Linked DNA regions of Homo sapiens: region 1 is linked to region 2. A link is a loop called in an ENCODE intact Hi-C map of the cell type or tissue named here. Cell type or tissue: MCF 10A. All regions are shown on one strand.

What was found. Hi-C counts contacts between places; a loop is a spot of excess contacts. Peaks named below come from ENCODE experiments on the same cell type or tissue, not always from the same donor. Only the 100,000 strongest peaks of a DNase experiment are listed, where the experiment ranks them.
Region 1: it touches region 2 in a loop (2.9-fold over the local background); 10 of 110 quality-filtered maps call a loop at or near these places.

What each region holds. Positions count from the first base shown.
Region 1 is chr15:101,123,809-101,131,808 of GRCh38, forward strand. All of the region lies in intron 1 of LRRK1-AS1 (LRRK1 antisense RNA 1), which reads right to left. Among named protein-coding and RNA genes, the nearest start is that of LRRK1-AS1, 24 kb to the right of the region's middle. RefSeq lists silencers at 3,048-3,097, 7,439-7,638 and enhancers at 3,388-3,437, 3,728-3,837, 4,048-4,217. In MCF 10A, no CTCF peak of the experiment used is centred here; DNase peaks (open chromatin) are centred at 4,143 and 4,613.
Region 2 is chr15:101,196,875-101,204,874 of GRCh38, forward strand. All of the region lies in intron 2 of CHSY1 (chondroitin sulfate synthase 1), which reads right to left. Among named protein-coding and RNA genes, the nearest start is that of LRRK1-AS1, 49 kb to the left of the region's middle. RefSeq lists a silencer at 1,330-1,624. In MCF 10A, no CTCF peak of the experiment used is centred here; DNase peaks (open chromatin) are centred at 3,117 and 4,707.

The DNA of each region.
Region 1 (8,000 bases), 73 kb before region 2:
CGGTCCCTGTGAGAAGCCCGAGCCAGCCTGCCGGAGGGGCACATGGAGGAGAACCAAGGCCCCCAGGCCAACTGCCCCAGCTAAGTGCTGGGGACGTGAGGAGGACAGTTGGGACCCGTCACAAAGTTTAGAGTGATTTTTAGGAAGGAATGTCAAACTGTAACAAGAGGGAAGAACAAAGGCCTGCCACTTAAATTTTTGAAAATAAGAAGTTGAGGGAAAACAGAAATAAAACTTCAAGTAGCTACATCTATGGTCAATTGATTTGCAAGAAGTGTGTCAAGATAAGTTGATGGGGAAAGAATCATCTTTTCAAAAAATGGTGCTGAAACAAAAGGATGGATTTGGACTACTGTCTCACACGACATTAAAAAATTTACTCAAAATGGATCAAAGACTTAAATGTAAGAGCTAAAACTTAAAAACATCTCAGAAGCAAACAGACGTCAATCTCCTTGACCTTGGATTAGGCAATGGTTTCTTTAGATTAGATACCATCAGCAACAAAAGAAAGCAAACCACCAAGAAAGTGAAAGAACGATACAAATAATGAGACAAAATACTTGGAAATAATGTATCTGATGAAGACTTCCTTCTAGGATGTATAAAGAATTCTTAAAACTCAGTAATAAAAAGACAAAATAACCCAATTCAAAAATGACTGAAGGAATTGAATAGACATTTCTCCAAAGAAGACATACAAAAATGGCCAATAATCACATCAAAAGTCATTGGAAAGGCAAATCAAAACCACAGAGGCTGGGTGCAGTGATTCATGCCTGTAATCCCAGCACTTTGGGAGGCCAAGGCGGGCAGATCACTTGAGGTCAGGAGTTCGAGACCAGCCTGGCCAACATGGCGAGAGCCCATCTCTACAAAAAAATACAAAAAAATTAGTTGAATGTGGTGGCAGGTGCCTGTAGTCCAAGCTACTCAGGAGGTTGAGGCAGGAGAATCGCTTGAACCTGGGAGTGGGGGGATTGCAATGAGCCAAGATTGCACCACTGCACACCAGCCTGGGTGACAGAGCAGAACTCTGTCTCTGGGAAAAAAAAAAAAAAAAAAAGGAACCGCAGTGAGAGACCATTTCACACCTACTAGAATGACTCTAATTTTTAAAGGGCAGCTAAGCGTTAGTGAGGATGTGGAGAAATTGCTGGGACTGGATATACACTCACAAAAGGACGAATCCCTTGGCGGTTGTTCAAAACGTTAAACATAGTTTCCACATGACCAGCAATTCCACTCGTAGGTCTATGCCCAGGAAAAATGAAAACCTCCATTCACACAAAATCTTCTACATGAATCTTCATGGGAGCATGATTCACAATGGCCAAAAGGTGACAATAACCCAAATGCCTAGCAGCTGACGAATGGAGAAGAAAATCTGGTATAGCCATACAAGGGAATATGATTCAGGAAGGAAAGCAAAAGGAAGGGAATTCTGACATGCTACAATATGGAAGAACCTTGAAAACATTACGCTAAGGGAAAGAAACCAAATGCAGAAGTCACCTATTATATGATTTCACTTCTATTAAATTCTGAGAATAGGCAAATCCATGAAGACATAGACTAGTGGCTGCCCAGGGCTGAGGGAAGTGAAGAGTGACTGCTCGTGGTATGGGGTTTATTTTTCAGGTGACAAAGATATTCTAGAATTAGATAGCAGTGAAAGCTGTACAACCTTGTGAGTACGGTTAAAGGAAAAAGAAAAAGCAAACACTGAATTGTATACTTTAAAACAGTGAATTTTATGGTATATCAATTATATTTCAGTAAATGAGACAAAACATCTGCAAAAGATAAAACTTGGGCAACTACTATATTTTCTCTAATATTTAATTTTCTTGATTTGTTCCTTAGTTTTAAATTAATAATTTAAAAAGAACATGTTTCCAATTTTAAATATATCATTCCAATGTAGTAAAATATTTCATATATGAACTAAAATGTCCCCTCACCTTGCAGTTTGTGCTCTTGTACTGTTTTTTGGGGTTGTTAGTTTGTTTTTGAGACTGAGTCTCACACTGTCACCCAGGCTGGAGTGCAGTGGCGCGATCTCGGCTCACTGCAACCTCTGCCTCCTGAGTTCAAGGGATTCTCCTGCCTCAGACTCCCGAGTAGCTGGGATTACAGGCGGCTGCCACCACGCCCAGCTAATTTTTTGTATTTTTAGTAGAGACAGGGTTTCACCATGTTGGTCTGGCTGGTCTTGAACTCCTGACCTTGTGATCCGCCCACTTCGGCCTTCCAAAGTGCTGGGATTACCGGCAGGCATGAGCCACCGCTCCTGGCCTCTTATACTGTTTTAAATGTTAAACACAAACAAGACTTCAATGGTCACACAGAATACAGAATTGAAGTAACTTAAGTTCCGAATCTTCCTCTTTCCGATCACTGTGCTATTGTTGCTTCGTCAAATCTGCTGTTTAAATGTAGGAATTCACAGCACCCTGGGGCACTGGAGACGTGAATGATGTCCAAAGTGGCTTCAGACGGCTCACAACTTACTTTTGAAAAGCACATTTCTGGACCGACTTTATACCTGGGAGTTCTGAAATTAACTTTCACTTGGAATACAAAGCTTATCAAAGGATAATAAATAAAATCATGTTGATTTGAAGTATATATATATATACATAAACCCTCACAATTGTTTAGAATTTAGATCAACAAAATATTTTCCCTGGCAGGAGTATTTAATCATGCCTGGTAATTAGAAAAACAAACAACAGCAACAAAAACACCAGTCGTCTGACTTAGTAGATTTTATTATTGTGACTTCAGTGACAGTGTGTCACCTCGCTGCCTGAACCCAGGCCCACAGCTCCCACTACCCCGCCCTCACTTTCTATTTCCCTAGCGCTTTGAAGATTCCATTTTACCCACCGCAGGAGAACATTATGAGGCTAGGTAATATAATCCCCATTTGACAGATGAGAAAGCAGGGGGCCCAGAGAGGCTTATCCAAGGGCCAGCAGGAGGGGACAGAGCCTAGAAGCTGGTTCTGCAGGGCTCAGCTCCCACTTCTCAGGGCACAGTCCCGACTAGCCCCTCTTATTAGTGACCGTGGGTGGGTCTACTCCCCACAGTTCCGGCTGCCAGACTTACCCAGGCTGTGCCTCATCCTCGCAGTACCTACCTGCTCTCAGCTTGGAAAGAACCTGGAAATTCATTCACACCCAGGTTCTGAGGGCTGCTAACAGGCTTCTTTCCCAAGAGGTAATTGCCTTTATCAAAGAGGGTGCTCTTTAATGAGCTGAAAGAATGCCTCTGCAAGTCGGGCCTCCTCCCTAGGCTGCTGGGATCACTGGTACACATCTGTTCTCCCCCATCTCACCTCAGGAGTAGTTTGCTCCCCAGGGAGGAGCCCTGCCTGAGAGTAAATCCAAAGAGACGTCCCACAGTTAACTCAGCCTCAAAAGCATTTGGAGTTGCAAACTAAATGACATAGTCTCATGACTTGTGTCTGATTCTGTGGATCTAAGAAAATCCAGTTTCTCCCTAACTAACGCCAGCATCCTACAGCCTAGCCTCTGCCTGGTGAACACAGACAGCCTTGCCGGGGCCTGGCAGAAGGAGTGCTAAGAGGACAGGGCCTCACAGACCCTAGAAGTGGGTCTCACCCTTCTCAGCTCACTCAGATGCTTTGTCTCCAGAGTTCTCAGATTTACAAAGCTTAATGAGTGCCAATTTACTCATTATTGTCCTCCCAGGCCTCACAACGCATTAAAATCCTTCTGCACAGACAGATTAGGAGACAAGCCTAAGGAAAACGTACATCTGCTTTAAAAAAAAAAAAATGCAGTTTCAGGTTCCACTTTACATCAGCCAGGGTTTAGTTACAGGAAACAGAAACCACTCTAACAATTTTAAGCAAAAAGGGGTTTAGACAGGAAATTAGGGGCTTACCGTTTTATTGAGAGGCATGGGCCAGGCCTATTGGCGTGGTGCCCGGAAAAAGGCCTGGGGACCAGCCGGCTGGGCTCTGCTAGCCTGACTCCACTCAGCCAGGTGGGGGTCGGGAGGCTCCCAGTGCTGTACCATACCTGCCTCTTGACCCCACAAAGGGACTGAATGGACCCTGGAACGCTGCCACAGGAAAAACAACCACCACAACTTTGCTCGCCAGCAGAAACGGCCAAAAGCAGCAGGAGGAGAGTCTTGGCCTCTGAATCATAGTGGTGTGCGAAGAATTGGCAGGACTATGGATGTGCTGGAGCTGGCTCAGCCTAGTGACAGCCAACGGTGCACGGCAATTCCAATTCCAGGTCCAGGGACACCAGGGGATAGCAAGATTGAAATTGACCACAGTGGATATATTTACACCATGGAAATCAGCAAGCACTAACAGCCGGGTTGCTTTTGTTTTGTGTTGTTTTTTTGTTTTTTTTTGAGAGCTGGTTGTTAAACATTGACCACCGGGCATAACCCATTTCACATTTAGAACTCTAGCGGCAAGGGAAGCGGGAAAAGCAGTGGCTCACCTTCCAGCCTTTGAAGGAACAGCGAGGAGAGCACACAGAATGCTAGCTGCCAAGCCGTCCTCCATGACACACACTCCTAGGAATGTACCCTGCAGTAAATTTGCACATGTGTGAGGGATGAATGGCTGCTGATGCTGCACTTTGCTAGTAATTACGTGGAAGCAACATTTCTTAACGCAATTGCTCTTGAGCATATGTGAAGTTTATTAACCCTGGAGCTAGGGAATTGGCAAGGGGACAGAAGAGTGGGTTGGTTCAAAGATGGCTTGGAAATTGTTGATTTGTATCTACAGGGGGGAAAGAATGCTTGCATAAGCAGCTAATTAAGAAGAGGCAGCTAATAAGGTCAAGCTTACAGTTTCATTTAACATGATCGTTAAAACGTCATTTCCCTATCGGCTGGAACAAGCGAGGTTTGAGGCACAGTAATCTTGGGGGTGATTTCTAGAGAGGCCAACCTTTCATCCGAAATAATAAGAAACACATCCAAGGTGCACTTCATCTGTGGCTCTTAATTAGACAAAGCTACACGGTTTTGTGCCCCAGCTGAGCTGGACGAGAGCCCGTCAGCTCCAAGGCAGCAAGCATTGTCAAGCAGAGGTCACAGCAAAGCGCCAGGCAAGCAGGGTCTGCACTGGCCTCTGGGCTGCTCAAGCTTCTGGTTCTAAGGGACTGAATGTGCAGGTCGCCCAGCCCTCCGTATTGTTTTTATTTGACAATAGCCAAATATGGCAACAAGTTGCTATGCACTGAATTGTGTCCTCTCTAAATCCATATGTTGAAGCCTGAATCCTGCAGTGTGACAGTATTTGCAGATAGGGCTATTAGGAGGCAATCAGGGTTAGATGAGATCAGAAGGAGGTGGCCCTGATTCTCTAGGGCTGGTTTCCTCTTAAAAACAGGGAGAGATGCTGGGTGCAGTGGCTTGCACCTGTAATCCCAGCACTTTGGGAGGCCTAGGTGGGCAGATCACAAGGTCAAGAGATCGAGACCATCCTGGCCAACATGGTGAAACCCCATCTCTACTAACAAAAATTAGCTGGGTGTGGTGGCACATGCCTGTAATCCCAGCTACTTGGGAGGCTGAGGCAGGAGAATCGCTTGAACCTGGGAGGCAGAGGTCGCAGTGAGCCAAGATCGCACCACTGTACTCCAGCCTGGTGACAGAGCCAGACTCTGTTTCAAAAAAAAAAAAAAAAATAGGGAGAGACACCAGAGTGTTCCCTCTCTGCCTTTGAGGCTACAGCAAGAAGGCAGCCACCTATGAGCCAGGAAGAGAGCTCTCACCAGGAAACAGCTCTGATGGCACCTTGATCTTGGACTTCCAGCCTCCAGAACTGTGAGAAAATCAATGTCTGTTGTTTAAGCACCCCAGTTGGTGATATCTGTTAACAGCAGCCGGAGCTGACTAGCATACAAGCTAAATGTCCATTCATAGGGAACTGGTTGGAGTAAAGAGACAAGTCACAGAATGGAAGAAAATTTTGTAAATAATATATCTGATATGGGATTAATATCCAGGATATATGGAGAACTCCTGAAACTCAACAACAACAACAAACAACAAAACCCAATTTGAAAATGGGCAAAGGATTGAATAGATGTTTCCCCAAAGAAGATGGCCAACAAACACAGGAAAAGATGTTTAACTCACTAATCATTAGGGAAATGCAAATCAAAACTACGAGATACCACTGCTTACCCATTATGAGGGCTACTATTTAAAAAAAAAAACAGACAATAGCAAGTGTTGGCAAGGATGTGAAGAAATTGGAATTCTTGTGATGCTGGGAATGTAAGATGTTGCCGCTGTGTGGAAAATAGTACAGCAGTTCCTCAGAAAGTTAAAAATTGAATTACAATATGATCTAACAGTTTCACTTCTGGGTCTGTAGCCGAAAGAACGGAAAGCAGCATCTCAAAGAGAAATTTGTACACCAATGTTCATAGAAATGTTATTCACAACAGCTAAAATGTGGAAGCAAGCTGAGCATGCATGGATGAATGAATGGATAAAGAACATGGTAAATACAGACAATGAATATTACTCAGCCTTCAAAAGGAACAAAAGTCTGAGACACATTGCAGGAGGCATGAACCTTGAAGACATAATGCCGAGTGAAATAAGAAAGGACTGTGTGATTCCACTTGGATGAGATAACTGGAGGAGTCAAAATCATAGAGACAGAAGGAACAGTGGTTGCCAGGGGCTGGGCAAGGGAAGAGCGGTATGGGGAGTTAGTATTTAATGTGCACAGAGTTTTGATTTTATAGGATGAGAGTTCTGTGGAGGGGCTGGGCAAGGGAAGAGCGGCATGGGGAGTTAGTATTTAATGCGTACAGAGTTTTGATTTTATAGGATGAGAGTTCTGTGGAGGGGCTGGGCAAGGGAAGAGCGGCATGGGGAGTTAGTATTTAATGTGCACAGAGTTTTGATTTCATAGGATGAGAGTTCTGTGGAGGGGCTGGGCAAGGGAAGAGCGGCATGGGGAGTTAGTATTTAATGCGCACAGAGTTTTGATTTCATAGGATGAGAGTTCTGTGGAGGGGCTGGGCAAGGGAAGAGCGGCATGGGGAGTTAGTATTTAATGCGTACAGAGTTTTGATTTTATAGGATGAGAGTTCTGTGGAGGGGCTGGGCAAGGGAAGAGCGGCATGGGGAGTTAGTATTTAATGCGTACAGAGTTTTGATTTCATAGGATGAGAGTTCTGTGGAGGGGCTGGGCAAGGGAAGAGCGGCATGGGGAGTTAGTATTTAATGCGCACAGAGTTTTGATTTCATAGGATGAGAGTTCTGTGGATGAATAGTGGTGATGGTTGCACAACAGTGGGAATGTACTTAATATCACTGAACTGCACACCTAAAAAGGGTTGATATGTGATATGGTTTGGACTTGTGTCCCCGCCCAAATCTCATGTCAAATTGTAATCCCCAGTGTTTGAGGAGGGACCTGGTGGAAGGTGACTGGATCACGGGGGTGGATTCCCCCCTTGCTGTTCTTGTGACAGTGAGTTCTCACAAGACCTGGTTGTTTAAAAGTGTGTGACACCTCCCCCTTCACTCTCTTCCTCCTGCTCCAGCCACGTAAGACGTACCTCCTTCCTCTTTACCTGCTGCGATGATTGTAAGTTTCCTGAGGTCTCCCCAGCCATGCTTCCTGTACAGCCTGCAGAACCAGGAGCCAATTAAACCTCTTTTCTTTATAAGTAACCCAGTCTCAGGTACTTCTTTATAGCAATGCGAAAATGGACTAATACGATATGGTAAATTTTATGCTGTGTGTATTTTACCACAGTAAAATTTTTTTAATAGAGAGCTGGTTAAATATAGTGCATCTATCCAGGGCCTCATTGAATACCATGTGAAAGGTACTGCCTAGAGTTGTGCAAACAGCAGTATTGACTCCGATGATGAAATACCATGCCACCATTAACACAAAAGAGGTAGCTCTATATGCATAAGGAATGAGCTCTATAACATGTTAAGCCAAAAGAAAAGAAAGGAACAAA
Region 2 (8,000 bases):
AATTTTAAAAAAACCCTTCAATATACCACATTGGCTGTATGTGACCCCAGCAATTCAGTGAACTACTGGTACATTCCTAGAACAAAAAGGGGCAAAGCATGTTTAGTCTTAATTCTTTTATTCTTTGTTTACCTACTTCACAAGTATACATCTATACAGATACTCAAGAATCACAAATTTTGCTTGATTTCTTCCCAAAGAAAGTGGCATTATGCAATTTGAGATTTTCCGGCCAGGTGCGGTGGTACATGCCTGTAGTCCAAGCTACTCAGGAGGCTGAGGCAGGAGGATCACTTGAGCCCAGGAGTTCAAGGCCAGCCCCAACGGGTGGAAGGAGTGGGGAGAGGCAATGCCTGGCAATTTAAGATTCTTCCCTCAAATTATTGATATATTTGACTGGAAGCCCATTAATTATGTTCCTTATTTAAAGGTCACGTTAAGCTTTGGTAACTAATCACAAGACACTTCCATACCTGCCCAAATGTAAGTTTAATCACAAATGTATTCCCAAGCTCACCTGTTATGGCAGAGGAAGAACTAAAAGCCATATAACACAAATTTAAAGGAAGGAACCCTAAGGGAAACGTTTCCATCTGGACTGATCTGCTGGTTTATACTCTGAGAAGATTCCCAAGTCCTTGTATCTACGATTACAGCCAGAATGATTTTCTAGGAGAGACAAATTCAGGGCAAATATCTAAGGACACCCCAAATTACGGCATTTATATAATGTTAAATTATAAACAATTTATAATGTTAAATGATAAATTCCTTATATAATGTAAAGCTATAAATGTATATAATGTTAAATTACTATACAGCAAAACCAAAACTACAAATACAGGTGACCGATTCCTAAGAAGCCAGGATTCTTACGAATGGAAATACTTGTTAGAAGCCTATTTGAATCTCAAATTAGGAGCTTTTAAACCTAAAAGTCAATTAAACTACATTGTGCAATAGCATTTCTTAAACATCTGACCTTGGTATACGCTAAGAATTCCGCGAGTGGTATTTGGACGCCTTATATCTGAAACCTGAGAAACAAAAACCCAGTCCACCAAAGAGAGGAAAGCCTGCTGGGGACTCACTTTGGGATGTAAGGATTTGTTTCCGTCACGTCGCACAGACTGCGACCTCATCGCCAATGTATCTGTCCCCCTTCCCCTGTGGTGACAGACTGTGGTCTGACTCCGGCTATCGGGCCTTCTGTCCAGTTAGGTGTGAACCAAGACCCCCCCAAGCAGAGTGTGAGTGAGAGACCCGCTCCCCTTTTGGCTTGTGCTTAAGACCTGGCTCTGAGCTCTGTGTCTCCAGGCTCTTTCCTCTCCTGCAGCTGTCTGTCACCTAAGCACAGCAGCCACGCTACTGACCGGTGAAGGACAATGCCACAGGAGACGGCAGTAAAGCAAAATGGAAGACCCTGGACCCCTCAATGACAAGGAACACAGTCCCCCGAAATCCTGGAAAAGCCATCCCGTTACTGGACAGAGAAATTAACATCTGTCTCTGCTGCGTCCTCTCGGGTGTCTGTGACGGTGGTTTGGCCCTCTCGTAAGTCTTAAGTTGGCTACTACATTAAACACGGGAACCCATGAACGAACTATGATTTAAAAGCCAGTTTTCAGAGTCACCGCTCACAAAAAACACATCAGTAACTTCTACTTTCCGAGTGGCATTTTACAGATTATCTCATGTCATCGCATGCCAGGCACAGGTTTTACAGGTACTGCTCCCATCTCACTGCGGAGAAAGCGTACTTTCAAAAACTGGATAACTTGAGAGGAAACAGCAGTCGTAGTACCAGGCCCAAAACAGAAACACTTACATCTGTAACTCAGGGCAGGGGTCGGCACACTACGGCCCACTGGCCAAAATCCCCCATTAAAACTTCTACTGGGACACAGTTACACTCACTTTTGTTACTGTCTACAGCTGTTTTTGCATTACAGTGGCTAAGCTGAGCAGCTGGGAGCGAGATCCCACGGCCTGCAAAAACCCTAAAACATTTACCCGCCAACCCTTTACACAGCACAAAGAGTCTGCTGGCTGTGATCCAGAGCCTTCACCTTTATGCTGGAGCCCCACTTACTGGAGGTAAACCAGGCACGTGCAGACTTCGCCTAAAGAAACTCATTCCTAAGTGTGGCATCCTCCTAAGCAGTTTGCCTTCCCATCTACCACTGAGCTGCTCCCTGCTCCCACTGCTGCTGCCCAAACCACATGCCTGACCTGTGCCCTGCTGTGTTTTCCTGACACCAAGACACTCTGTTACATTTGTGGACACTGCGCCTCCAGCTTCCTACCTTTTCAATTCTAACAGAACTCCTTCAAAAAACATCACTGCGGCCGGGCGCAGTGGCTCATGCCTGTAATCCCTGCACTTTGGGAGGCCGAGGTGGGTGGATCATGAGGTCAGGAGATGGAGACCATCCTGGCTAACATGGTGAAACTCCGTCTCTACTAAAAATACAAAAAATTAGCCGGGCGTGGTAGCACGCGCCTGTAGTTCCAGCTACTCAGGAGACTGAGGCAGGAGAATCGCTTGAACCCAGGAGGCGGAAGTTGCAGTGAGCCGAGATTGTGCTACTGCACTCCAGCCTGGGCGGCAGGGTGAGACTCCGTCTCAAAAACAAACAAACGAACAAACAAAAAACACATCATTTCAGATGAAACAGTTCTGGAGACTGGTTGCGCAACTTACATACTTAAATGACTGAACTGTGTATTTAGATGTGACATGTATTTTACCAGTTAAAAACAGATTTTCTGAAAAGCAACTTCAAAAATAAAATTTTGTGGAAATTCTGTAAAAAATAAACATGTTTTATTCAAGTTAGATGAAAAACCTGGAAGTGGCAATGCTGGACAGGAAACACGACGCACCAGATTCTGTGTGGCTCTGCAGTTATAGATTCAGTCTACTTCGGTTTTGTGCATAAAAGGCAGTTTCAAGAAACTAAAAACAGACATAGCACTCCCCAAAATAGAACCCCCAAAACCACGAACAGCAGCGTATGTTCATTTGATCCCTGTGTCTAACAGCATTACAGCTGCATCAGCAACTGGAGACAAGTGAGTCACAAAAGCCCTCTGAAGCATCGTTCTGAATAAGATACAAGAAAAAGTGACTCACACAATTCGTTTCACGCAACCAATGTTTTGTGAATACTCACTATATGCCCGGTACTGTGGCAGTTATCCAATATTCTACAACATAAAATAAATACCTCATTCCAAATATCCCTTATCATCCGGGAACTAAGATGACATTCTAGGTTGAATAAGACGAAATGCTGTCACCATATGTTGTCATTTCATGAGCCAGTTTACTTCCAGAATAACTTTTTTGATTTTCATTTTAAAGAGTATCCACGTAAAAAATAAGAGACGCCTTTACGCAAAAATGCCATCTATCGACAAAATTATTCAGGTTTGCAGTCCTACTGCATTTCACATGACGGGTAAACACAACGCGAAGAAGACACGGGCTGGAGCCTGGCCTGCTTCTCACAGGCTGTGTCCTCGAGCAAGTCTCCTGACTAATTTGGTCCCAGTTTGTCTCCTGCCTGGTTTGGACCAGAAAAGTCACAAAAGTCTTTTCTGGGGTTACAATTCAGGGCAAACTAACAGTACAAACAAGGTTAGGAGAATTGTTCAAGAACTGTTCTTAAGTACCATGAAAGATGCACTGACTAAGAACACCTGCCAGCCCCTGCACCCCCAGATGGGTCAGGGACCAGACTCTTCCAGATGCAGCTCCCGAGTCTCTCCGATGTACCCACTCTTCTGCAGCCCGCAAGCAAGCCTCTCAGCTATGATTCTCTTCATTTCTTACCTGGCTGTTGCAGAAATCTCTTAGGTCTCCTCTGCCCCAGCCTCACCTTGCTCTGAACCTGTCGGGGTGGTCTTTCAATATGGAACCCTGGTCATGTTGCTTGCTGGGAATAATTCGACCCACCCCAACTGCTCTGCATACCCCTTAGGTCTCCTCACATTCCAGCCACCCCTCCTCCCTCTGCCAGGTCTCATGTTGCCAGGCCACAGTTCTGTGGATGAGGCAGGAGGTTCTCCCTCGCCATGTGTGCGAAGTCAGCCACCCTGGGTAAATCCTGTCCCCCTTCCCTGCCTGAGCCAGGGTCTGTGGGAGCCTGTACACCTTCTGAAACACAATATCCAATATCCCACTGCCCACTGCCCTCCCAGGGCAACCCAGAGTGTGTCTATAGGTGGGGGCGGTGCGGGGGGAGGTGGTCGGGGGTGGCGGGGCAAGCCAGAGAGAGAATGTGAAATCTCCTTTAATTCCTCTTAGAGAACAGTGATTCCCCACAAATGGGTATAGAGTAGAATCATCTGAGATTGTAATGCATGTCTGGCAAAAATCCACTACATAAAGAAAATAATGAATAATGAGGCTGGTGGTTAAAGAAGGAGTTGCCTATTACTCCCCCGACCCTCAGCCTTCCGTGAATATCAACGTTAAGGCATCCTGGCAGGAGGAACCACCAAACGTCCTATAGAACAAGGTGGGGACGAGTGAGCAGAAGAGAAAGGCTCACATGAGAAAGATGCCTAAGAACAAGGAGGAAGCCAATGAGCCCGCCCAGCCTAACTCCTTCCCATCCTTCTGGGGCTGGTCTGACCCATCTGATTGGTGGAGCGGCAGGGCTGCCTTTCCAGCAGGCGGTTGGGCAGTGGGGTGGGAGGAGAGGAGGCAGGAAGACTCCAAGAGGAGTTAAATCTTAGCTAGGGCTGCAGCTGTGAGTCACTGGATGGCAGGATGACAGAGGTTGCAAGTACCAGCAGCAGGGAAGAAACACAGACAGGCGTTCCCTGGCAGCTCTGGTGGCCCTGGGCTGGTAGGGGCTGCCCTTCTTTCATTCCAGCCAGTGTTTCTTAGAGAGATCAGCCTAACCAGATGGAAAGGAAGGCTGTTACCTTCCACCTTTCCTGAACTGTGTTCAAAGAGAACTGGAGGCTGCCTTCATGTTCTCCCAGTAGGTGTCCAGGAGGGGGTTAGAAGGAATCTCAGGCCAGCAGCAAGCCAGCCAGGGAAGGGCCCACTACAGCAGCTAAGGAGGACAACCCTCAGCCCTCAACACACTTCAGCTTTCAATCGGGGCTAAATTATGGGACAGACTGCATTCCATGAGCTTTAGCAATTTCAGAAGCTGCTGATGACAAGCTCTGGTCCTATCAAGCTTGCCAGGGTGGAAGCAGCAGGAGGGGCAGTGGGATGTCAGACACAGCAGAGGCTGCAGGGAAGGATGGAGGGCATTTCTGCAGGGGGGGCAGTGGGATCTCAGACACAGCAGAGGCTGCAGGGGAGGATGGAGGGCATTTCTGCAGGAGGGGCAGTGGGATCTCAGACACAGCAGAGGCTGCAGGGGAGGATGGAGGGCATTTCTGCAGGGGGGGCAGTGGGATCTCAGACACAGCAGAGGCTGCAGGGGAGGATGGAGGGCATTTCTGCAGGAGGGGCAGTGGGATCTCAGACACAGCAGAGGCTGCAGGGGAGGATGGAGGGCATTTCTGCAGGAGGGGCAGTGGGATCTCAGACACAGCAGAGGCTGCAGGGAAGGATGGAGCGCATTTCTGCAGGAGGGGCAGTGGGATCTCAGACACAGCAGAGGCTGCAGGGAAGGATGGAGGGCATTTCTGCAGGGGGGGCAGTGGGATCTCAGACACAGCAGAGGCTGCAGGGGAGGATGGAGGGCATTTCTGCAGGAGGGGCAGTGGGATCTCAGACACAGCAGAGGCTGCAGGGGAGGATGGAGGGCATTTCTGACCCCTTGCAGCACTCACTGGTAAACATGGAATAAGGTGACTCTCATTTAGGATTTTTTTTAACTTTAAAAGGCTAACATATAAATAGTAGTTTGCAAATTTAGGGATTTTGGGAGAGGTGGTTAAGACTAAAAGATTATAAAATGAGGACTAATAACTTAAAAGCCATTATGTAATGGTAATCAAACAAGAAAAAAAATATTTTACCATCATGAACCAGCTATAATTTGGGGAGTATAACATGGTCTTTGGGTTTTATGCTGGATGTAGACCTAAATTCCACATTTCTTAAAATCCAATCTGCACTGCTATAGAGAGGTTACTTGTTTCCAGAGAAAAACATTACTAGTGCTGGTTAGCATATAAAAATAAAAATGTGACAATGGGATTCAGTAACGGCTATTTTCAAGTAAACAAACAAGAAAACAACCACAAATCAATTTTATTAACAACTGATTGCACCTAAAGCCAAGCTTTAAAGTAGAAATGCACTGGGTTGCAGAAACCACAAACCCCTGAAATAGGGGGGGTGAGGGAGTATAAAGGCAGCGTGGGCGCCCACAGCACAGCCAGTAGACCCTGTCCACAGTCCTGACAGGCATGGACCTTCTCCCTTTAGGCAGCCCACTCCACAGGTCAAGGCCACACATCCAAGTGTGCAGGAGGATAGAGGAAAAGAGACACACTAATTTCAATACAAAGGCTTCCCACAACTACAGTCATTCAAACTACTTCTAAGAATGGAGAAACAGAATTCTTCTAAGAATTACCAAAAGCCCCCATATACGGCTGCTCAACAATATCATCATTTGACAAACATCATTAATTCAAGTAAAAATCATGTGGATGATTAACTCATCATTAACTCAAGTAAAAATTAGTGGATGATGCTTACAGGAGGAATAGGATATCTCATGGCCTCAAAATATTTCCCTATAAGGTATTTATTAAATAACAAAGGCAAAAGTAGTGATTTTTACAGAGGAGAATCGTGGCAAGAGATCAAAGTTAACACTGCCTGTATGGATCATACACCGAAATCATGTGCTCCTGATGTGAGGCACTGAGGACACATCACGTAGCCTGGGGAAACATCAGATAAACCCAGACTGAAGGACAAATAACTACAAAATAACTCATCTGTACTTTTCAACAACGTCAAGGTCATGAACAGCAAAGACAAGGTCAAGGTTAAAGGGCACTTAAAGAGACATACCATATAAATGCTGCATGTGACCCTAGACTACACTCTGGAACACCTCAAGTTCTTTATTTTGCTATGAAGGACATTACTGGGACAACTGACAGAATATGACTAAACTCTGTAGATTACATAACTGTGCTGTATCAACGTTAATTTCCCTGATTTTGATTACTGCGTTGTGTTTATGTCAATGAATGACCTTGTTCTTAGGAAATACATACTGATTTAAGGGCAAAAAGAGCATTATATCTGCAACTTCCAAATGGTTCAGAAAAAACTAATGTAGGCCGGGCACAGTGGCTCACACCTGTAAATCCCAGCATTTTAGGAGGCCGAGGTGGGTGGATCAGCTGAGGTCAGGAGTTCGAGACTAGCCTGGCCAATATGGCGAAACCCCATCTCTACTAAAAATACAAAAATTAGCTGGGCGTGGTGGCGTGCACCTGTAATCCCAGCTACTCGGGAGGGTGAGGCAGGAGAATCACTTGAACCCGGGAGATGGAGGGTGCAGTGAGTCGAGATCGTGCCATTGCACTCTAGACTGGGCAGTAAGAGCGAAACTCCATCTCAAATAATAATAATAATAATAATAATAATAATAATAATGTACACTTATAGAGAAAATGATAAAGCTGATGTGGTAAATATTAATAATCAGGGAATTTGGGTGAAAGACTTATAGGAGTTTTCTATTAAGTTAAATTTTTTCAAAATAAAAATTGCCCCCCAAAAAACAGTGGTTAAAAATGACCATCCAGCTGGGCATGGTGGCTCACACCTGTAATCCCAGCACTTTGGGAGGCCAAGGTAGGCAGATCACTTGAGGACAGGGGTTCAAGACCAGCCTGACTGACATAATGAAACCCCATTTCTACTAAAACTACAAAAAATTAGCTGGGGATGGTGGCACACACCTATAATCCCAGCTGTTCAGGAGGCTGAGGCACAAGAATTGCTTGAACCCAGGAGCCGAAAGTTGCAGTGAGCCAAGGTCACACCACAGCATTCC